Linked DNA regions of Homo sapiens: region 1 is linked to region 2. Evidence: read pairs that join two places in POLR2A ChIA-PET (ENCODE). Cell type or tissue: PC-9. All regions are shown on one strand. Links, peaks and the distances in the headings refer to the core of each region. The heading gives the core; the rest is flanking DNA.

What was found. ChIA-PET counts read pairs that join two places held together with the same protein. Peaks named below come from ENCODE experiments on the same cell type or tissue, not always from the same donor. Only the 100,000 strongest peaks of a DNase experiment are listed, where the experiment ranks them.
Region 1: POLR2A ChIA-PET joins it to region 2 with 9 read pairs; 2 of 35 experiments call an interaction of 5 or more read pairs at or near these places.

The regions. Positions count from the first base shown.
Region 1 is chr10:109,871,099-109,882,366 of GRCh38, reverse strand. XPNPEP1 (X-prolyl aminopeptidase 1) reads left to right here. Exons shown (of 21, transcript NM_020383.4): 11 at 1,436-1,525; 12 at 2,129-2,179; 13 at 4,309-4,367; 14 at 4,500-4,577; 15 at 6,768-6,839; 16 at 8,940-9,000; 17 at 10,506-10,575. Among named protein-coding and RNA genes, the nearest start is that of XPNPEP1, 47 kb to the left of the region's middle. In PC-9, for the core only: no CTCF peak of the experiment used is centred there; no DNase peak of the experiment used is centred there.
Region 2 is chr10:110,624,180-110,635,447 of GRCh38, reverse strand. No RefSeq gene overlaps it. Among named protein-coding and RNA genes, the nearest start is that of RBM20, 15 kb to the left of the region's middle. In PC-9, for the core only: no CTCF peak of the experiment used is centred there; a DNase peak (open chromatin) is centred at 5,507.

The sequences.
Region 1 (11,268 bases), core at 1,991-9,990, 750 kb after region 2:
GGAGCACAGGCAGATTTCTGAGGCTGCCTGTTGGATCAGAACTGTGGTCTCCATGGATGAGGCCTTAAAGCTGGAGCCATAGCAAGAGCCTGAGGGCCCTTATTGCTTGTTGAGTCTTGTGTTTTCCAGAGTGTGGCATGAGAGATTATTTTAGGTGGTACACATTATTATTTAGGTTTGCTTAAATATATCTGTTTTAACAGCATTTAGCATATAATAGAAAAAACATAACTAGCATGAGTTCATGATATAATTATTTAAAATAAAGTTGAATTTAATAAAGCTGATTTAAAGATGGTCTAAAGTAAAGTACTAAGTGAATAAGGGTACAGCAGTTAAGAAGCTAGGGTAAAAGCTGTGCAGGTGGTATAAGAATGCTTGAAGCTTGGGAAATGCTTCTCTACCCCCTCCTTCTGCCGCACCACATTTTATAGCTAAGGACACTTGAGGCTCAGAGAGGATTGGGGAGTTGGGGATTTGGGGATTTGTCAAATTCAAGTGATAGTGATAGCCTTGCCCTTTACTGAGCCCTTGCTGGGCAGTGCTAAGCAGCTGACACTTGTTGCCTCATTTTCATTAGGGTCTGGGATGGGACTGGAATCCAGGCCTCTTTAGAGGTAGGCTTTTCTACTGTCCTCCCCTGGGCCTCTGGCTGCCAAGTGGCCTTTGGCAAGCCCAGTGATGTCCTTTCTTCTCCACTGAGCAGTGGGGCATCCTGGGAAGAATCCAGGCCTGGCTCTCTAGATCTGGCTTGCCATTGTACCCCTGCCATCATCACACACAGTGTGACTCCTCCTCTCTCTCTCTCCTCTCTCTCTGGAGAGAAAGAGAAAAGGAGATAAGATCACAAAAGCAATTTTAGAAGCTTTGTGCAAGTGCCAGGTGTGCTGAGGCCCCTCTGCTGGATTCTAACTTGTTCTCAAATTGGAAAGGGTCTTCTCCAGCCCTTCAAGATCAGATTATTATCAGTAGCTGAGATAGGACCACTGGGCGGGAAGGGAGGGAGCAGGAGACCTCACTCATCAGGTCATGTGCATGGCTAGACAGGGAGAAAAAGCCCCCTTTGTACAGCAAGAGAAGGGTGATTTCGGTCAAGCTTTCAGTGTTAGTGAACTCTAACCACAACCACAGTGGCTTGGAAAGCAATGTCTTGCTGACGGCAGGCAGCCAGCAGTCTCAAAGAGCTAAGGGAGTGAGGGATGGAAGAGAGACACCTTGTTTGATGTACTTACTCTTTTTGGTTGAGCTTAAGCTCAGGGTCATCAATCAAAAGGGACAGGTCGTTGGGGCCCCAGGGGATAGCTATATGGGTCGCCAGTGGGAGCTCTTCAAATGATTTGTCTAAAGTAAGTTTTGCTGAGCAAAAAGGTTGTTGCCTTGGTCTTGGGTGGGTGGAGCCGGTTTGATTTCCCACCCTACTGCCCTTTGCCTCTAGGACCACCGCTGCTGTATGCCTTACACCCCCATCTGCATCGCCAAAGCTGTGAAGAATTCAGCTGAGTCAGAAGGCATGAGGCGGGCTCACGTGAGTAGAGGAGCTGGTGCAGAAGATGGGATGTGAGGTGGTCAGAAGGCCCGGCTCCTTCACCTCCTCTGTGGCATTGAGCCTGGCACAAGGTTAGAATCTCTCTGAGCCTCAGCCTCCTGGCCTTCCAGGAGGAGTTATTGAGGGAATGAAATAAAATACTTGATGGATTAGATCTTTACAAAGTATAATACACAATACAAAAGGAGATATTGATGTTCACAGTGTAGATGATGGTGATGACGTGATGCTGATGAAGAAAGATTTTGGGCCCAGAGGTGGCTTTTGATAGTGGCCTGTTTTTTCCTGGCCCCTGTAGGGTTCTTAACCTTTAAGTTAACCTTTTGGAGGAGCTCCCTGTGCTCTGAGGTGGGGCCCTTCCTGATTGTACCTGAACTACTGAATAGCAGAGGAGCCTTTCCCTGATAATGGGAGTTGCTGCACACACCAGCTTCCCAGAAATGTCCACATGTAAAGCTCTGGTTGCTGATGATGTGTGGCCCTGCAGGTACAGCCTTCTCAGTATTGCATTAGGGCTAGGCTCTGAATCTGGTCACGTGATTTTCAGTGATAACTTAAAAAATGTCTCCATTGTTTGCACAGATTAAAGATGCTGTTGCTCTCTGTGAACTCTTTAACTGGCTGGAGAAAGAGGTTGGTTCTTAGTCTTTGTTTAATATGTGGATATACATTATTCAGACCTACCTATATGTGATTCTAACTCTAGCATCTCCCATGCTCTGCTGACCATGAGATCTGAGATCTTCATCAAATTTTTGGGCTCTATTTTAATAATTCTCTCTGGAAATTTGGTGTGTGTAGATTTCAAAATTCCTTAATTATGAAAATAGTAACAAGAATGAAGAAAAGTTCCATAATAGAGTGGATGCTTTTTGGGTTAGGGAATCATAACTAAGTGGAATTTCATTATAAGGAAAAATGAGTCTTATAATATTATTATAGGCAAGCTGATTGTATTAGGAGAAAAAGATCTTTGTGTACATTTTGAACTTCAGTTTAAGCCTTGAGCCTTTTTATATTAAATTGACTCTTGGCCATTAATTTCTTGCTCTAGTTGACAAGAGGGTGGTTTCTCTGTGGTGTTATTAAACAATATCATGTTCCCTTTAAGTATTGTATAAACAACTCTTTAATTGGGAAAAGAAAATATTGTCTTTATTCCCACTAGTGTAACTTTTTCCCTCATGTTTCCTTCTGGTGATTGTTCATCTATGTAAATTATTATTATTATTTTATTTTATTTTATTTTTTGAGACGGAGTCTCACTCTGTCACCCAGGCTGGAGTGCAGTGGTGTGATCTCGGCTCACTGCAACCTCTGCTGCCCAGGTTCAAGAGATTCTCCTGCCTTAGCCTCCCAAGTAGCTGGGATTATAGGCGCCTGCCACTGCGCCTGGCTAATTTTCGTAGTTGTAGTAGAGATGGGGTTTCACCATCTTGGCCAGGCTGGTCTTGAACTCCTGACCTTGTGATCCACCCACCTCGGCCTCCCAAAGTGCTGGGATTACAGGCATGAGCCACCATGCCTGGACTTTATGTAAATTATTATTATTACATTTTTATTATTTTTTTTTATTTTTGAGACAGAGCCTTGCTCCATCGCCCAGGCTGGAGTGCAGTGGAGCGATCTCGGCTCACTGCAAGCTCCGTCTCCTGGGTTCACGCCATTCTCCTGCCTCAGCCTCCCGACTAGCTGGGACTACAGGCGCCCGCCACCATGCTTGGCTAATTTTTTGTATTTTTAGTAGAGACGGGGTTTCACTGTGTTAGCCAGGATGGTCTCGATCTCCTGACCTTGTGATCCGCCCGCCTCGGCCTCCCAAAGTGCTGGGATTACAGGCGTGAGCCACCGTGCCTGGCCGTAAATTATTTTTAAAAATATAAATTATTTTTACATGTCTCTTAGTGTGCAGATAAATTTTTTTTCTTTTTTTTTTTCTTATTTTGAGATGGGGTCTCATCTGTTGCACAGGCTGGAGAGTAGTGGTGTGATCACAGCTCACTGCAGCCTCAGCCTCCCCAAGCTCAGGTGATCCTCCCACCTCAGCCTCCCGATTAGTTGGGACTACAGCCCACCTGATTTTTTCTGATTTTTTTGTAGAGATAAGGTTTTGCCATGTTGCCCAGGCTGATCTGAAACTCCTGGGCTCAAGCGATCCACCTATCTTGGCCTCCCAAAGTGCTAGGATTATAGGTGTGAGCCATCACACCTGGCTTAGATATGATTTTGTGTTTTATTTTATTCTCTTAGAATCATAGTGTGAACATTTTCCATGTACATTGAGGCCTTAAAAAAGGATCCAAATGAAAACTGCATCTAGTGGCTCTTCTGATTTACTAACCCAGTCCTCCTATTTTTAAATGTTTGGGTTGTTTTTAATTTTTTGCTGTTATCAGTAATCCTGCAATAATCTCTCCGCATTTATCTTTTTTATTTCTCTAGAATGATTTTCTTACGATGATTTCTTAGGAGGGGATGCTTTTGAATTTTTAAACTTAGATATGTTGTTTTGGGAGGTTTTAGGATAAAATACTGAAGCACAATAGTTGAGTGAAAAATTAAATGAATAGAAACTATTGGATTTTAGATAGCTTTGGTGAGAGCCTTTGGGAGTTCTCCCTTGCTAAAGATGTGTCCTGTAGATTGGTCAGTTGGGATGAAGCAATTGAGGAAAAAGTGAGCTTTTAATGTACCTCCTCTAATTTGTAAGAGGCACACATGAATTTATCTCACCAGATGATTTATAAGCAATTTTCTCATAGGTTCCCAAAGGTGGTGTGACAGAGATCTCAGCTGCTGACAAAGCTGAGGAGTTTCGCAGGTAAGGATCCATTTGGGGGGACCCAGGAGCCTCGTGCTGATTTTCTTGCTAGTTGAATGAGGCTGGAAGGGCCCTGAATCTTAGCACAGTAAAAACCTTTAAGCCACTCTGCTTTCTGTCTTTCTGTTACAGGCAACAGGCAGACTTTGTGGACCTGAGCTTCCCAACAATTTCCAGTACGGGACCCAACGGCGCCATCATTCACTACGCGTAAGGCATGCGGAGGAGCATGCTGCCTGGCCTTGCTGCTTCTGCACAGGAGCCTGAGCAGGGGAGAGACATTATTTTACCAGAGGCCTCTGTGCCCACCTTCATCTGTCTGTTGAGACTGTAAAATGAAGGGAAATAAGACTTCTAAGATTTTATTTTCTCCCAATCCCCAAGCCTCTGCCTTTTGGGAGCCTCTTCTTAGGCTCAGTATGGCACTGGCATTCTCTGCAGGGTAGTCAGATGGGTGTCCCTCTTTCCTTTTTGAAGCTGCAGGAACTGTATGCATAGCCCTTGCATCTTGATGACTAAGTTTTTTTTTTTTTGGAGACAAGGTCTTGCTCTGCTGCCCAGGCTGGAGCGCAGTGGTGCCATCACAACTCACTGCAACTTTGAACTCCTAGACTCAAGCAATCCTCCTGCCTCAGCCTCCTGAGTAGCTGGGACTATAGGCATGTGCTACCACTCCTGGCTAATTTTTAGATTTTTTTGTAGAGATGAGGATCTTGATGTGTTGCCCAGGCTTGTCTCGAATTTCTGGACTCAAGCAATCCTCCTGCCTCAGCCTCCTAAAGTGCTGGAATTACAGGTGTGAGCCACTGTGCTTGGCCCATGACTGGAATTTTTGAGTAGTTTTCTTTCTTGGTAACAGCAGCTGTTTTGTACTAGTCCATACATCTTGTGAGCTCCATCAGTTCCATACCAAAAAAAAACTTAGTAGTAGGTTGTGAGGCAACCTGTTTTGGGTGGAGAGATAATCAGTACCCTCTCTTCCTGTCCCCCTGAGCCTGAAGCCTGGCATCCCAGTATGTGGTTTTTTTACCACGTGGTCTACAAGAACCCATGGACCCACAGGGCCGAGCCTCCCTTCCTTGTGAGACAGAGGGGCACTGATATGTCTAGGACTGACAGATCTTCCTGTGGAGATGGGGGGAAATGTCATTAGGTGTGGCCATTGGGCTTCAGCCTCAGCTCTGCCTGGTTCAAACCGCTTTGCTTTGCACTGGGTATTTTGAGTTCTGTGCATCCCCATCTGTTACATGCACAGCCAACAAAAGAACACTGTGCTTGGGCACACACTTTTTTCCCCCTTTTAATAATTGTTTTTAGAGCTTTTAGTCTTGGGGCAGATTTTGAAGCTGTGTGTGGGAGACAGTCACAGATGGGACAGTACAGTTTCCTCACTTAATGCTTCTGTTCCAGCATAAAAATATCAGAGGGACTTCAGTTTTTGTTTAACTCAGGATGAATTTCCTGGCTGGATACTATCCTAGAATTTTCCGTATAATTAAAACATTAAACAGTTTCATGCCAGTGGAAGAAATTTGCCTCTGCGTTGGCATTTCTTCATTGTGGGTGGTTGGAAGCCTGTTTAGAGGCGGGGTTCTGGAGGTACTGGTTGTCTTTTTTAGTTGTTCAGCTTGTGTGTGGACTGGTGCCCTTATTGCTGAAGAGGGGGTGGTACCTGGAAATGGAGGACAACCTCACTTCAGCTGCAGGGCAGAGACTTGGAGTGCTCTCATCCCTTTGGGTGTTTCCCAGTGCAGTGATATTGTTTTGAAAACGGTGTGGGGAAAGAGATCACTTTTTGAAAATACCTCATGTTTGTTTGAAGCAGAAGAATATCGTGATCCATTCCTTTTCCCAGCAAAATTCCTTTAGTTTTTCTCCCAAGTTGAGACATCCACTCCTGCCTGTCTAGCAGTCTGGGGAGCGAGTGGGGAGGTACCTGCTGGGGTCAGGGCTGAAGGAGGGGCCTGGAGGCTGAGGCAGGGGCCTGGGGCTCCCAGAGACAAGCAAGGCTGCAGTGACTCCAGGCTGCTCCTGTCCCAGTTCCCAGGACTCTAGCTAGGTCCTGTTGCATCTAATCGTTCTCATTTTTTTAGCTTTTAGAATTATCTCTTGAACACCTATTTTGTTTCAGACACAAACAGAGGTAGACATAAAGAAATGTGTTACTTTTCCTTTGTTGAGCTCTTTATCTCAGCTGGGGAGATAGGTTGATTGGATCTTTGAAAAGTAGAAGTTTAATATTAGTTGAAATAATTCATTATTGCATAACTTTCTATTTTGATATAATTTCAGGCTTATGTAAGTTGCAAGAATAGTACAAAGAGCTCTTGTGTGTCCTCCTCCCAGATTCACTAAGTGTTTACATTTGTGGAATAATTAATTTTTAATTAACTTTGTTAGGCCAGTCCCTGAGACGAATAGGACCTTGTCCCTGGATGAGGTGTACCTTATTGACTCGGGTGCTCAATACAAGTAAGTAAACCAGGACTGCTGTGGAACTTGACTATGGATTCGAGGCAGTGGAGAAGGTGGACAGCTGAGCTCCAGCTGAGAGCACTCAGCTGGTCATCGCCCTCTGTGCTGGCCACTAATGGAATCGTTCCTGTGTCTTGTCATTTTTTTCACCCCTATTTGAAATAGCCCAGTTGTGACTCTGTTCTCACAAAAGACTGTTTGATAGAAATGTTACAGTCCTTGGCTGGAAGTTTTAAAAATATAAGTAAACAACTGTGAAGTAAAGCAAGCTTTTGGAACCGTTGAAAGTTTTCCACCCCAGCCCATGAACCGCCTGCCGGTTCCCTGTACTCTCAGCTGCCCCAGGGCCTTATGAAGTAAGGGATTAATTTTGAATGAATAAATGAGAAATGAGGGCTGCCCCCACATTTCTGAATTTCTTTCTCCATGTTTTGCTGCTTTCACGGCTATCATCTCTGGAACAAAGTTTCTCAGAGAAGAACCCAAGATTTGGTTGGGTCTTGATACGGAACCCAAAAGAAGGAGTAAGAATAGACCCTGTCTGCATTAAGAGGGCACGAGCAAGGCCTTTTTTTTGAGACAGAGTCTCACTCTGTAGCCCAGGCAGGAGTGCAGTGGCGTGATCTCGGCTCACTGCAAGCTCTGCCTCCTGGGTTGCAGCCATTCTCCTGCCTCAGCCTCCCAAGTAGCTGGGACTACAGGTGCCCGCCACCACGCCCGGCTAATTTTTTGTATTTTTAGTGGAGACGGGGTTTCACCATGTTAGCCAGGATGGTCTCGATCTCCTGACCTCGTGATCCGCCGGTCTCGGCCTCCCAAAGTGCTGGGATTACAGGCGTGAGCCACTGTGCCCAGCCGAGCAAGACCTTTTAGTGCTGCTCCATTCCCCACTGAAGTTGGGACTATGGCTAAGGGAGGACCTAATTATTGAATGAGCTCAGCCAATTACGTGGCAACCATGCCTGGCCTTGGGACACAGGGGTGTTAATAATATCAGCCTAGAGCTAAGGATTGCTTGATAATGGTGTAAACTTTTCTTCACTTCTAAATTTTTAGCAGGATTCTAGAAGTTATCCTTTCTATGTCAGGGATATAGTCTAGTGTGTGTTAAGATATGTACTTGGATATTTTTAGGGTCTCTGTCCAGGAAACCCCCTGCTGTTCTAACAGGAGAAGTTGGGTTTTGGCCCTCTTTTGCTAGAGATGGGCTCCTGTTTTCTTTGCCTTCTTCTGTCTTGTTCATAACCCCAGTGATAGTGTCTCTCGTGAAACAGCCCTTATGCTGTAGACCAAGAATGCGTGTGTCAGGGGCTGACGTCACTCCCAGTTTATTTAGCCATCCCTGCATTCACACTTTGTTTCATTTTTTAAAATAACTTCATTGGGGTAAAATTTATGTACCATGTAATTCACCCACTTAAAATATACAATTAATTTTTTTTATATATTCACAGAGTTTTGCAGCCATCAGCACAATCAATTTTAGAACATTTTCATTACCCCAAAAAGAAACCTCATACCCAATAGCGGTCACTACCCCCTTTTCCACTACCCTGGAGAACCACTACTCTCCTTTCTGTATCTATGGATTTGCCTATTTTGGACCCTTCATAGAAATAGAATTGTATTATGTATGGCTTTCTGTGTCTGGCTTCTGTCATTTAGCACAATGTCTTCCAGGTTCATCCATGTTGCAGCATGTATCAGTATTCCATTTCTTTTTAATTACTGAATGGTATTGCACTGTGTGGATAATCCCCCATTTTGTTTATCCATTCATCAGTTGATGGACATTTCAGCTGTTTCCATCTTCTGGCTATTATGAATAATGTGGCTGTGAACCTTCATGTACAAGTTTTTGTGTGGATGTATGTTTTCAGTTCTCTTGGATATATAACTAGGAGTGGAATTACTGGGTCATATGGTGACTATATTTAACCTTTTAAGGAACTGCGAACTATTTGCAAAGATGGCTGTGCTATTTTACATGCCCACCAGCATTGTATGGGGCTTCTCACTTGTCCACATGCTTGCCTGTGTCATATTTGACTTAAAGCTTATTTTGACGGGAAACCAATTTGTCCTTTTTTTGGAAAGGGATGGCACCACAGATGTGACGCGGACAATGCATTTTGGGACCCCTACAGCCTACGAGAAGGTAAGGTGGAGGTAAAAAACTCAAGAGGTCCTCTCTGCTTTCTTAAGAAGAGCATTGCTTTTATGAAAAGGGATTGTATAAAGAAGTAAAAATTACATGTGGGGTAGTAAAATTGCTCCTTGCTGTGGAGTCAGGCTTATCTGCTTTACGAGGTTCATTTAACTAATTATTGGAATAAGACATTTGGAGAAATTTTTAAAGCATTCTGCTAAGGTTAGGGCAGCTCAGGTGTAAGTTTAAATATAATAGCTTTGGCCTTCTCTTGAGTCAGGAAATGCCTTTGAGGCTGGGGATGAGAGAGTGAAATACATGCTTTATAAGCAGTGCCTAGATTTGATTTTGAAGGCCACCCCCTTCTTTTTTTGAGATTCTTATTTACAGGCTTAACTCTCTGGAAACTTTCTGAAATGACAGACTCTATTAAGTTTCTGGTATGATTGGCATGGAAAGGGGAAAGAGAGCTGTGAGGCAGAGAGATGTGTACTAGGGGTCTGGAGACCTGGCTTCAGAGCTTCTGTGCCATTTACTAGCTCTGTGACGTTGAACAAAGCAGTCACCATCCATAAAAATGAGGATAAAAGGACCCACCTTCCCGGGTGGCTGTGAATTCCCATGAGCCCAGCAAGTTCCTGGATCATAGTCACTGCTCAGCAAATGCTGATTGAGCACCTAAGTGAATCTGTTTGTCCAAGAGAGCTCCTTCAGGAAGATTATCCAAGGAAAAGGGTTTTATGCAATGTAGTGGGGCAGGTTTCATTGTCTTGGTCCCTTGCCTTTTCCATTTGTATTCACCAGTGCCTTAGAAGAATTTGGACCTTGCGTCTAGGATTCTTTTGGTGTGACTCTTTTTGTGCTTTTCAAAGAGCTCAACCAGGCTGAGGAGCATGGAGTTTTAGTCCTGACTCTGCACCTTACTGGCAAGCTGCTACACTTCTGAGTAGCACTTCTCTTGTCCGGACAGTGGGGATAACCCCTGAAGATAGGATGGTGGTAGGGAGCACAGCTGTTGAAGCAAGAGTGCCTGGCTCCAAGGCCAGATGCTGCCACTTAGGCACTGTGTGATCTGGGCATGCTACTGAATCTCTCTGTGAAGCGAGGATAACAGTAGTGCCTCCATCGTGAAGTGTGGGATCAAACATACAGTGCTTAGAATAGTGCGTGGCACAGAGGATAGCTCAGTAATGTTAGCTAGGGTCATCAGTACTTTTTATTACTTTTCCATTCTTTCTAAGGCTCACATGATGGAGTATGTCAGAGTGTTCATTATAAAGTCATGTGGGGTCATCTCTCTGACAGTGCTCTTCTACTAAATTGAATTTCAAGATTTTCTGGGAAATTGGTCCCGTGGCCAGGCTTTTTTTCCACCAGATTTTTTTCTTTTTACTTACATTTTCTCTATGATATTGCTAAAAACTTTAGCAGGCAGGATTTTCTGAACTACCAGAAAACTACAGGATTAGACATCTGTCCCCATTCTGCAACATGCCCCTGGGTTTTCTTTGCAGGAATGCTTCACATATGTCCTCAAGGGCCACATAGCTGTGAGTGCAGCCGTTTTCCCGACTGGAACCAAAGGTAGGTGGTGCATTCTGTCACATGGCAGGCTCTTTTTCTTGTTTGAGAATCAAATATGTCTATGTTTGAGTGAAAGAACATGTCGTTCCTTCACTGTGAGGTCCCCATCCCACTTCAGGCCCAGCCAGGTGCTCATGGGGTGAGTCTCCATAACCCACTGACTGAGCCCAGAGGCCTCAGGGAGCCGGGTTAGGATTGGGCCCAGTACCCCCTGTGCACCATTCTCCTGACCACTTATGGTATTGGATGACACATGTGGATGGCTCCCAGGAGAGGACAAACCAGATATGAAGGTCACAGGGCCTGAGTGGAAGTTGGTGCAGCCTCCTGTCTGCCCTTTAGTACTGGGCCAGTGCTTCCTTTCGGGATTCTTAGGATTTATTTTACTGGGACCCTGACTTCAGCTATGTACTACTTTGCTTGAGGCCTGGTGGGTGGAGCATTGGACTGGGCATTGACAAGACCTGGGCTGCCTTGCTTTTGGGTAGATTAGACATGTACTCATCTCCCTAGGCCTCAGTTTCCTCATCTGTCATGCCTGCCTGTCTGCTTGCAGTCTGGTTAGAGTCTCATCTTTGTAATTCTGAAACCTTAGGGTCGCAGAGCTGGCAAGGGAACGTCCATGTCTGATACGGCCTCTGTGTGCTGTAGGTGTCTATCCCCGCTCACCAGCATCCTGAATGGATGATCGCC
Region 2 (11,268 bases), core at 1,162-9,161:
AATTTTCTAGAAAAAAAATGTGGTATTAAAAAAAAATAGCCAGATGTGGTGGCACATGCCTGTAATTCCAGCTACTCAGGAGGCAGAGGCACAAGAATCATTTGAACCTGGAAGGCAGAGGTTGCAGTGAGCCAAGATCGCACCACTGCACTCCAGCCCGGGCGACAGAGCGAGACTCAGTCTCTAAATAAATAAATACGTGGTATTTTTATTAGATCTTGTTAAAATTATATATTATCTTGAGGAGAATTAGACCTTTACGATGATGAGTTAGTCCCATCACAGAACAAGGGATGTCTTTTGCTTTGTTCAAGTCTACTTTTATGCCTTTAGGGAGTATCTTAAAGTTTTCCTCAGAGAAGTTTTGGTGGTTTTAGTGGTATCAAATAAAACACTTGACACTGCAGCAGATCAAAGCAAAAGCTTTGTTACAGAAAAAGTAATACTAGGAGGGAGGACAGAGCCAAGCAAATCATCACACTGACACCAGCTGCCAGACTCACAGCCCAGAGGGACAAGAGACGTGGAGCCAGACGGGCAACGAGCCAAGCCGGAAGTTGGCACCCACAGCACCTCCCCTGGAACTAAGCACCATCCTCATAGTACCTGGGCTTGTAAGACCCTCGGAATTCTAAAGTCGTTCTATGGGTGGTTATGTTGAGAGCCAAGTTTGTCTATTACATACCATGTTTTCTTATTCGTGACTATCTAACTCATTTATTCCATGCTTAGTGCCACGATATGGGATCAACAACTCCCTAAGGTATTATGTTGGAGTTCCCACACAATTCACACTTTTCTTCTTAGTTTGTTCCTAAATATTTTATGCTCTTTAGTTTGTATAATAAGTAAGGCTTTCTCTTTTATTATCTTCTCTAACTGGTTATTGTTTATATAAATATAAATGTATATTTGCCTATTTATATTTCTATATTATTTAATCTATACATAAAATAATGCATGCATACGCACAGAATTATTTTGCTTGTTTTAGTTTTATCATTACAACTTTTGAGTTTTCCAGATATTCTATCATGTTATCTACAAATAGAGTTTTACTTTTTTCCCTGTCAATTTGTATTCCTCTAATAGTTTTCTCTTGTCTAGTTGTATTGATTAATATCTCGATTGTGTTAAATAATAGTAGTGGATATATAGGCTTCTTTGCCTTTTTTCTGATCTCATGTGTTTATCTATTAAGATGCTGACTTTCCTAATATGTACATTTATTATATATGTTTACATCCTTATATATACATTTATTGTATTAAAATGAATTCTTACATTGGCATTGTGTGGAAAGTTAAAAAGACAAGGAAAAGGCCCGGCACGGTGGCTCATGCCTGTAATCCCAGCACTTTGGGAGGCCGAGGCGGGCAGATCACGAGGTCAGGAGTTCGAGACCAGCCTGGCCAACATGGTGAAACCCCGTCTTTACTAAAAATACAAAAATTAGCCAGGCATGGTGGGTGCCTGTAATCACAGCTACTAAGGAGGCTGAGGTAGGAGAATCACTTGAACCCAGGAGGCTAAATTTTGTATTTTTAGTAGAGATGGAGTTTTGCCATGTTGGCCAGGCTGGTCTCGAACTCCCGACCTCAGGTGATCCACCTGTCTCGGCCTCCCAAAGTGCTGGGATTACAGGCCTGAGCCACTGTGCCCAGCCAATTGTCCTCTATTTTTATAACACCGTATTAATACCGGATGAGCAAGAATTATATTGGAAGTCTGTACTCCAGAGGGTGAGAACTTAAACCTCATGAAGATTCAGGAGCTTGCACATTAGTGGATTTGTAAGGACCCAGTGGTCTAGGGTCTGTCATCCCCTCCAAAGTAAAAGGTAAATCTTTTGCAGTGGCCTTATCAACCTCTTTCCCCTTTCAAAATTCTACTTTCCCCTCTGAATAGCTGGTACGATGTGAGTGTCTTCTTATAAGTGTCTGATGTAAACTGGGTGAGGATCAGGATCAATCTATATGTGAAATATTAGCAAAACTTTGAAAAATTTTTGATGACATGGATAAAAGAAAACCAAAAGCTCTAATATTTTCTTCTTGTATTCCAGTGGATTGACTTTTGAGCCTCATATTTGGAAGTCAAATGAATAAATTATTACTTTTATTTTATTTTATTTTATTTATTTATTTTGAGGGGGAGTTTCACTCTGTCACCCAGGCTGGAGTGCAGTGATGTGACCTCGGCTCACTGCATCTTATACCATCCATCATCCAAAAGGAAACATAGAGATACTGCCTTGGTCCATCTATCAAGTGATAGGAAATGCTGTCAGCTTTCTTGGAATGAGGCACTGCCTGGGAAAGGATTCTGCAGAAAGTCCAGGCTGGGCATGAGTAACTCTGCTACCTGGACCATGTGACACAGAGGATCCTATAGCATGAGAGGCATTTATGGAAGGAAAGACATATTGAATCTATTACAAGCCCCAGTAGGGGGATCACAATGTAGACACCTAGAGCTCTGGAGCAAGTCATGACATGTGCAGCAGAAATTTACAGCATTTGGAAAATAGTTCCTAGTGGGTGACTTGGCCCTGGTAGAGACAGAGCCTCTGATCTTGCCAACCATGGAACATCAAGTGACTATGTGGCAAGAGCTGCTGCATTACATTTCTACTGTTGTGTAACAGATTATTGTAAATGTAAGGGCTTAAAAGAGCACACATTTATTTGTTCACAGTTATGCAGGTCAGAAATCCAGAATGGCTCAACTGGGTTCTCGGCTCAGGATGTTACAAGGCCAAAATCAAGATATTGGCCAGGCTGGGCTCTTATCTGGAGGCTCTAGGTGAGAATCTGATTCCAACTTCATTCAAGTTGTTGGCCAAGTTCAGTTTCTTGTGGTTGTAGGACTGGAGTCCTCATTTTCTAGTTGACTATCAACAGAAGGCCTCTCTCAGCTCTTAAGGCCACTACACTCCCTCTCAAGTGGCTCCACCATCTTCAAGCAAGCAACAATGCATCAAATTCCGCTTATACTTGAAAGAGACTTGAACCCACCACTAGAACCTTTAGAGTAAATCCAGCACACTCACTGTTCCTCACAATCTAAATGATATAACTCCTATGCTTAGAGAATTGGCTCCTTCTCTGTTTATTAGCAGGCTGTGCTTGAGCAAGTCAAGCTATCTAATCTCTCTGTTTTAGTTCCTGATCTAAAAAAATAAAGGTATAACACCTTATAGGGCTGTTGTGAACATCAGTGAAATAACACTTATAAAGTACCTGACACATGGAGATGCTCAGTTAATGAAAGCAGTCAAAACCAGCACCTCTACCACCACCACCACCACCATCATCATCATCATCATCATCATCAGAACAATGAAGACATGAACAATGCTGTTTTAGGCCTCTTTGGCCTAGAGAATGACAAGCCTTTGGTAAAATAACAATGGAAATGAAAATAGTTTGGGGCTCCAAATCCTAATGTATCTGAATTCCTGGGATCCCTGGAGACCCAAGTTCCATTAAAGCATCATGGGTGGTATGTGTTTGGTGGCCCTCTTAGTTTGTTTTTTGTTGCTTATAACAGAATACTGAAACTGGGGAATCTATAAAGAAAGAGAATTTATTTCTTACAATTATGGAGGCTGAGAAGTCCAAGGTCAAGGGGCTGCATCTGGCAAGGGCCTTCTTGCTGGTGAGGACTCTCTGCAGAGTCCCTAGGCAGTGCAGGACATCGCTTGGGAAGGGGGCTGAGTGTGCTAGCTCAGGTCTCTCTGCTTCTTCTTATAAAGCTACCAGTTCCACTCTCATGATAACCCATTAATTCATTAACCTGTTCATAAGGCCCAATCACCTCTTAAAGCCCTACCTCTCTAAATACTGCCACGTTTAGGATTAAACTTCAACATGAGTTTTGGAGGGGACAAACATTCAAACCATAGCACCCTCATTGGTTTTGCATATGGTAAATTAGTGGCCATTCAAATCATTCTACTTTTCTCGTCTTAATTGATAGCTGTTCTTCTGACATTGTTGGGATGAGGTAGGCTCCCTGCTTTGCACTCCCACAGCAACAAGAACTGCCCTCATCACCACCCTGTCTTCTAATTGCCTCTTGCTGGCTACATATTCCATGAGACTGTGAGTGCTCTCTGAAGGTGAGTGTTTTTGTCCTACTCACCATTGTATTCCCTGGATATAACACAGCATATGATAGCATAGCAAGTGCTAATTAAATACTTGTTCAATACATGAATGAATGAATGTCTCCCAGCTCTTTTAATCATTATACCTAACAAGGCAGAAGGAATTAAGTGAATTAGGGGCATTATTAGTACATAGCAATTAAAAATGATAATTGTAACCATTATGTAGGAACTTAAGAAGACAATTATGTAAGAATGCCAAATGATAGAAAAGTTACTTAAACTCCTTTTGGCCACATCCAGAAAATGAGGCTAGCAGCATCTGTAATATTGGTTTGTTGTTATAATTAAATGAGAGAAAATAGGTAAAATATTTAGCATGGTGCCCAATATGAACATGTGTTTCATAAATGGCAGTCATTTTGTTGTTGTTTACAATAATAGTAGGTGAAAGAAAAAAACAGAATGAAAATAGTTATTTTAGAGCTTATAAAATGATAGCTCTATAATTCTACAACTTCAAAGTTTCTATAATTTCAAATTCTATTTCTATAAAAATAACTATCACAAATATTTCTATTTTGTCATTAAAGTCAAAGTGACCTGGGTTTATTACCAATTCTCTGAGCCCCGTTAATAAAGTAAAAATAAGTATTATATCGTACTTGCTTTATAGGTCTTCAGTCAATCAAATAAATTTCTAAATGTGAAAGTGACTTGAAAGTAGTCACCTACTTTTTTCCAGTTCTGTCCTGCCTTAGTTTTCCCCTCTGGTATCCTTGTGATGGGTGTACTGGCCACAAGGGAAATTCTGTACAAAAAGGGAGTCAGTAATTGGAGTGAAAATCAGTATGGGGTTGCCCATGACTTCAGAGAGTCAGAGTGGCCAGCCCTAGAGAGGATCTAGGGAGCAAGCCCAGGGAGTGGGTTCCCACAAAGAGAACCTGGAGATGACTGGGAAGTGGAGACAAATCTACCGCGCTGGATTCTTGGTTTGGAAGGAAGACAGGAAGACCCAGGAATGTAAAATATATATACCCAAGGAGAGCATCCTCATACCACCAGGGCTCAACTGAGGCATTTTTTTGTTCAAAACTAGCTCTAGCTTCCCACTTCCCATACCTAAGCCACCCACAGGCCCCAGCCTATTATTAGTATTGGCAGTTTGGTTCCGAATGACATGAGCCTTTCTTTGACTCTATCCCCAGGCTAAGAAAAACACAGGTCTTGGCTGGTTAAATTCTGCATCTACAGAGTCATAGCAACTGATCAGCACCACGAAGGTTATTCCTGCTGCTGGATGTGTTGCTTTCTGGCTCCAGAAATAGCACGCATTCCTTGCCTCTGTGTGTTCTACCCACTCCCTCTGAGAATACACAGACAGAAGTTGGATCAGGGACCACTCATGCTAAATGTAAACAGTTGGGTGTATTTGGAGTCCTTTTGTTTTAAAAGTCCAGCAGCTTCTTTTGCACCTGTTGGCACAGTGTCAACTTTCTCTGTTTCATTCATGCTGCATGGGAGAGTCAATCATAGCTTCAATTACAAAGTCAACAACATTTGGGAAACCCTGCCAGGAAATTTCACTTAATCCTCATAAAAACTCTACATAATACAAGATAGGCATTATGCACATTTTAGGAACAAGAGAACTGAATTTCAAAGAAGTTCAAAAACTTGAACAGGAGCACACGGCAGAGCCAGGATTCAAAACTAGAGCTTTGGCCTACTGAAAGCCTGAACCTTTCTACAACACCAGATTATAAACATAGAATGTTGGGACTTTAAAGATTGCTTTGTAAGTTTATACTTTGAAGAACTACTGCTGCTCCAAGCATGTAAGAATAATAGATGAAATATGGGGAAAAAAGGTAATCTTTGCTCAAAAGCACAATGAACATCTCCATGGACTACTGAAAATGAACCTGAAAAACAAGATTTTTAAGCAAATGAAAAAATCTAACCCTAAGAAAAAAGCCAACAAAATCAAACAACAGGAAGAAAAATTTAATACAGATAAAATTAAAATAATAAGATTATCTGACAGATACTTTAAAATATGTTTAAGTTGCTCAAACTAAGAAATAATATGTATATAAGAACAAAATAAAGGTGAAATAGGCAGAAAAAAAGGGAACAGGTGAGTAATGAAAAAGAACCAAGTAGGAATCTTGGCAAAAAAATAAATAAACAAAAAAGAGTATTCCACTTTTGGCCTCGATGGATTAACAGAGACCGGATTTACCCTCTTGCCAGAAACAACAAGAAAAACAGAAAAACATGACACAATGGTTTTCAAGACACTTGACATTAGGAAACAAAGAACATGATCCCTGAACAATGGGAGACAAACAAGGTGAGCCCTGTTACTGCTACAGTTTACTGCCTTGAGAAGAGTTCCAGGGCACAATCTGGGGGTAGGGGGTGGCGGGGGCGGGTAGGGGGGTGGTAGGGTGTAGGCAACTAAAGCCCAGTAGCGTTTCTGATTTGAGGCGACAGAGCTGAGAATCTAGCAAGACCAAGACGCAAGTGTTCGCAGGACAGAGTACCAGAGGGGAGAGAACTGCACAGAGACTGAAACCCAGAGATCTCCAGAGGGTCCCTCTCAAATATCCAGCAGAGTACTAATCAGTGCACGTGTGTGAGGTCAGGAGAAAAATCATCTGAAAGGATCTGAGAGAACAGTGTTCAGCACTCACACAGGACCGGCAATAATACCTGTTCCCACCAGAGAGAATGGAAAAACTCCAAATTCAATGGGTAGTGTATTCAAGAAGATCTTGCCTTAGGAAGATCTTCTGAGGAGTAATTAGCCTAAGACTGAGTACTTCTCTGAGTCTGCCTTAAAAATCATAAAAGCAAGATCTAAAAGCATCAAACTGTTTCCAAGTAATAGTTGGAACAAAGTTCAATAAAGTTCAAGATTTACAGGGATACAAAATATCCAGTACCTAATAGGGTAAAATTCACAATGTCTGGCTTCCAGTCAAAGATTACTAGGCATGCAAAGAGGCAGGAAAACACAATCCATCATGGGGATAATAATCAATTAAAACCAACCCAGAAATGGCACAGATGTTAGAATTAGTAGAGGGCATTAAAACCATGATTAAAACTGCATTCCATATGTTTAAAAAGTTAAGTAGAAACATGAAAGATATATAAAAAGATCCAAATAGAACTTGTAGTGATAAAAATTACAATGATTGAGGAAAATAATAGACATGAATGTAGTTTCATCAACTCTAACAAATGTACCACTCTAGTGAAGAATGTTCACCAGATAATGGGGGAGGCTATTCATGTGTTGGGACAGGGAGTATGTGGGAAATCTCTGTACTTTCCTCTCAATTTTGCTTTGAATCTAAAACGTCTCTAAAAACAACATCTTTAAAAAACATATTCTATATATAACATATTTTATACAGAGAAACAAAGAAAAAGATGACAGCAGGTTTCTTGATTTCTCTTCAGAAACAATGCAAGTGAGAAGACTTGGAGTAACATCTTTAAAGTATTGAAAAAAAGTTGTTGACCTATAATCCCACGTCTAGCAAAAATAACTTCCAAACGAAGATAAAATAAAGTCATTTTCAGACACAAAAGTTGAAATAATTTATCACCACCAGACCCATACTATAGGAGATGTTAAAGCAAGATCTTCTAAGGTCACTCAACCAATTAGGAGCACAGCCAGGATTTGAAAACAATAAAATTAACCACAGCAAACATTCAACAAACATTGGCTTATGGAATAACGAAGGACACTCACTTAACCTTCACAACACCCATATAAGGTATGCATGACTTGGCCTTACATTATAGATGAAGAAACTGAGGCCTGGGAAGGTGAAGAAACTTAGCTTAGGGCACACACATGCCAAGGTTCAAGTTCAGGCTTGTCTGAATTTGGAGGGTGTGATCTTTTCCTCGTATGCAAATCTCTTGGGGGCACCAGCAATAAGTGGACCAGAGGGTCCAGCCTCTCTCTGGGAGGGTCCTGGCATCTGGAGATCTCTGTCTGGGCAGCTAAGAGCCCAGATCCTTAGATGGTCAACCTGAATCCTCAGGCTGAGGGAGTCAGTGAAGGAGTAAGTGAAAAGTTGAGACCACTATCCAACAGGTCTGGGGCATGCAGGTGAGCCCAGGCCCCACAAGCTGGAACCATGAAGGAGCTCGTGAAAGTTACTCCCATCCCACAAGAGCAGCTCATCCCACTGGTCTCAGCTCTACCTCTCTAACACCCCCGAAAAAGGGAAGCCAACTCCAACAACACCTTGGTGTCCCTGGAGGTAGTGCTTCCTGCATTCCACATCCCACTGACAGATTGTTGGCTTCCTTTGATGACCCTAATAAAATGTACCAGTAATTATTTATTTTGTCTTAGGAGTGCAAAAGGCTTATTGGGGGAAAAAAAAGGAAACAAACAAAATAATAATTTGCTTTGCCTTAATTAAGAACTCCTGCTTGGAGGCAGTAAAGGAATGACCCTCCATGGCCTGATGATCAAACTCAGGGTAAAAGCTCTTGGCTCTCCACCCACTCCTAGTCTCCATGCCTCTGAACTCTCCATGACACCTTCTCTCTATTAGGTGCTGGACAAGACCTCCCTCACTGCCTTCTGAGGTTTGTTTTTACAACAGTAAGAGCTTCCATTTACTGAAAGCCCACCCTGGGCCAGGCCCCATACCAAGCAAATGACCTGCTCTCTCGCTGATTCCTCATGGCCACCCAGAAGAGTGCCATTATTGTGTCTACTCAGAGATTGGGTGGCTTTCCCAAAGTCACACAGCAAGTAAGTGGCAAAGACTCAAATTGCATGTACTTGCTTCTGAGCCACACTGCCTTAGTCAGCTGAGAGTGAGCCAGGAGACCCCCAAAAGTCAGACAAGGACCCTGCCTTGAGTCAGATATTCCTGGGATGAGACAGGAATTGAAAGTCAGAGTCAACTGCCTTCCCTCTGGGCCCTCTGGCACAGTGATTACCCTCATAAGTCTGGAGTCCAAAAGGCACGGGGTCAAATCCAGGCTGCTTCCAGGTTGCATGGCCTTGGGCAAGGTACTTAAGTTCTCCAACTCTCAGTTTTCCCATTTGTGAAATGAAATAACACCTATCGTACAGTTTAGACTCATAGGGCTGGAACTGAGTCAACTCAGGCAGCAGTGGTGTCAAGGGCGCCCTGTGAACAGGCCACAGCATAGCAGGCCTGAGCAGGAACTCTGGAGACTGACTTCTTGGGTTCAAATTCCATCTCTATCACTTATCAACTGTCTGACTTCAGGCTGGTAATGTGGCCTTTCCAAGCCTCGGTTTCTTCATTTACTAAAAAAAAAGAAAATGGGAAACTGCTTCTTCTCCTTCCCTCTCCTTTCCTTGCTGAACAATTCATGGGGGTGGGGACTGGGGAGGATAACACTGCAGTGACCCAGAGTGAGGGTGTTGGAGTCTGTGGAGGGTGAGGAGGCATCCATTTGGGAGGTGGCAAGTCATGGGAATCAGAATGGGAAGAGGACAAAGCAGTTGTCCCATGGAGGGGCAGCCCAGCACGAAAGGTAAGAGACCAAGTGGGGTGAGAAGGGAATCTGCTGGTGTGGGGAAGTGGTGGCCCAATATGGAGAGTCATAGAACGGGTGGGGCAAGGAGAACATTCATTGGGAGGGGCAGAGGCCCAGCCTAGCATGGGTGTCAGAGTCCAAGTGGAGTGAAGAGGGCGTCCACATGTGGGGAGGCTGAGTTCCCGAGCTGATGAGAGCATCTATGCGTAGGTGACAGGTGGCCTGGAATGGGGGATTTGGGGCCCAAGCGGAGAGGAGAGTGTTTGATGAGGGAAGGATTAGTGGAGGACATGGACATTGGTCACATACAGAGGGATTAATCAAAGAAGGCAACACATTCAGGATAATGAAACCAGAATTCTTGCCACTGGAGAAATGGGCTGCAAAGATGTAAAGGGAGAAAATGAGAATAAATTCTATGGTGTGAAACTGGAACTGGAAGTTTCAGTGTGAATTTATTTCTGTATGTATTTTATCTATATTTATTTCTTATATAGAGAATATAAATAAATCTAGAAGTAAATATGTATCATTTATGTGTACTTTTTTGAAGATTTTTGAAATAAGCACAAACTTACAGAAACTTTGGAAGTACAAGTAACTTCTTTTCTTCCATTTGAGAGTAAGAAGCTGACCTGATGCCTCATTATTCCTGAACACTTTACTGACTTTTTTTTTTATTTTGGAGGTTGGTGGGGTATGAGGACAGTGGGGGAGTATTAAGACAAAGCCTTTCTGTCACCCAGGCTGGAATACAGGGGCACAATCACAGCTCACTGCAGCCCCAAGCCCTGGGCTCAAGAGATCCTCCCACCTCAGTCTCCTGAGAAGCTGGCACCACAGATGTGCCCAACCATGCCCAGCTAATTTTTTTTTTTAGAGAGGCAAGGGTCTCCCTGTGTTGCCCAGGTTGGTCTCTAGTGTGTGATTTATCCTGCATAACCTCAATACAACCTTCAAAAGCAGGGATTTCACATAGTTGCATTACTCTCTTTTAATCCTCAGACAAAATTTTGCCAGTTGTCCCAATCATTTTCTTTATAGCAAAAGAATCCAGCTCCAAATCACATGGTGCATTTAGTTGTCACGTTTCTTCAGCTTCCTTAAATGCTGAAAGATGGAATAGTTCCTTGATCTTCCCTTGACTTTCATGATCTTGACAATTTTCAAGATAACAGGTCAGCCGGGCGTGGTGGCTCATGCCTGTAATCCCAACACTTTGGGAGGCTGAGGTGGGTGGATCACCTGAGGTCAGGAGTTCAAGACCAGCCTGGCCAACATGGTGAAACCCCATCTCTACTACAAATACAAAAAAAAAAAAAAAATTAGCCAGATCTGGTGGCGTGCACCCCAGCCACCCGGGTGTAATCTCAGCTATCTGGGAGGCTGAGGCAGGAGAATCACTTGAGCCAGGGAGGCAGAGGTTGCAGTGAGCTGAGATCATGCCACTGCACTCCAGCCTGGGCCACAGAGTGGGACTCCATCTCAAAAAAAAAAAAAAAGATAATAGTTCAGTTATTTTGTAGAATGTCCCTTAAGTTTCCTCCATACTTGGATTCAGGTTATGCATCCTTGGCAGGAGTATCACAGAAGTGATTTTT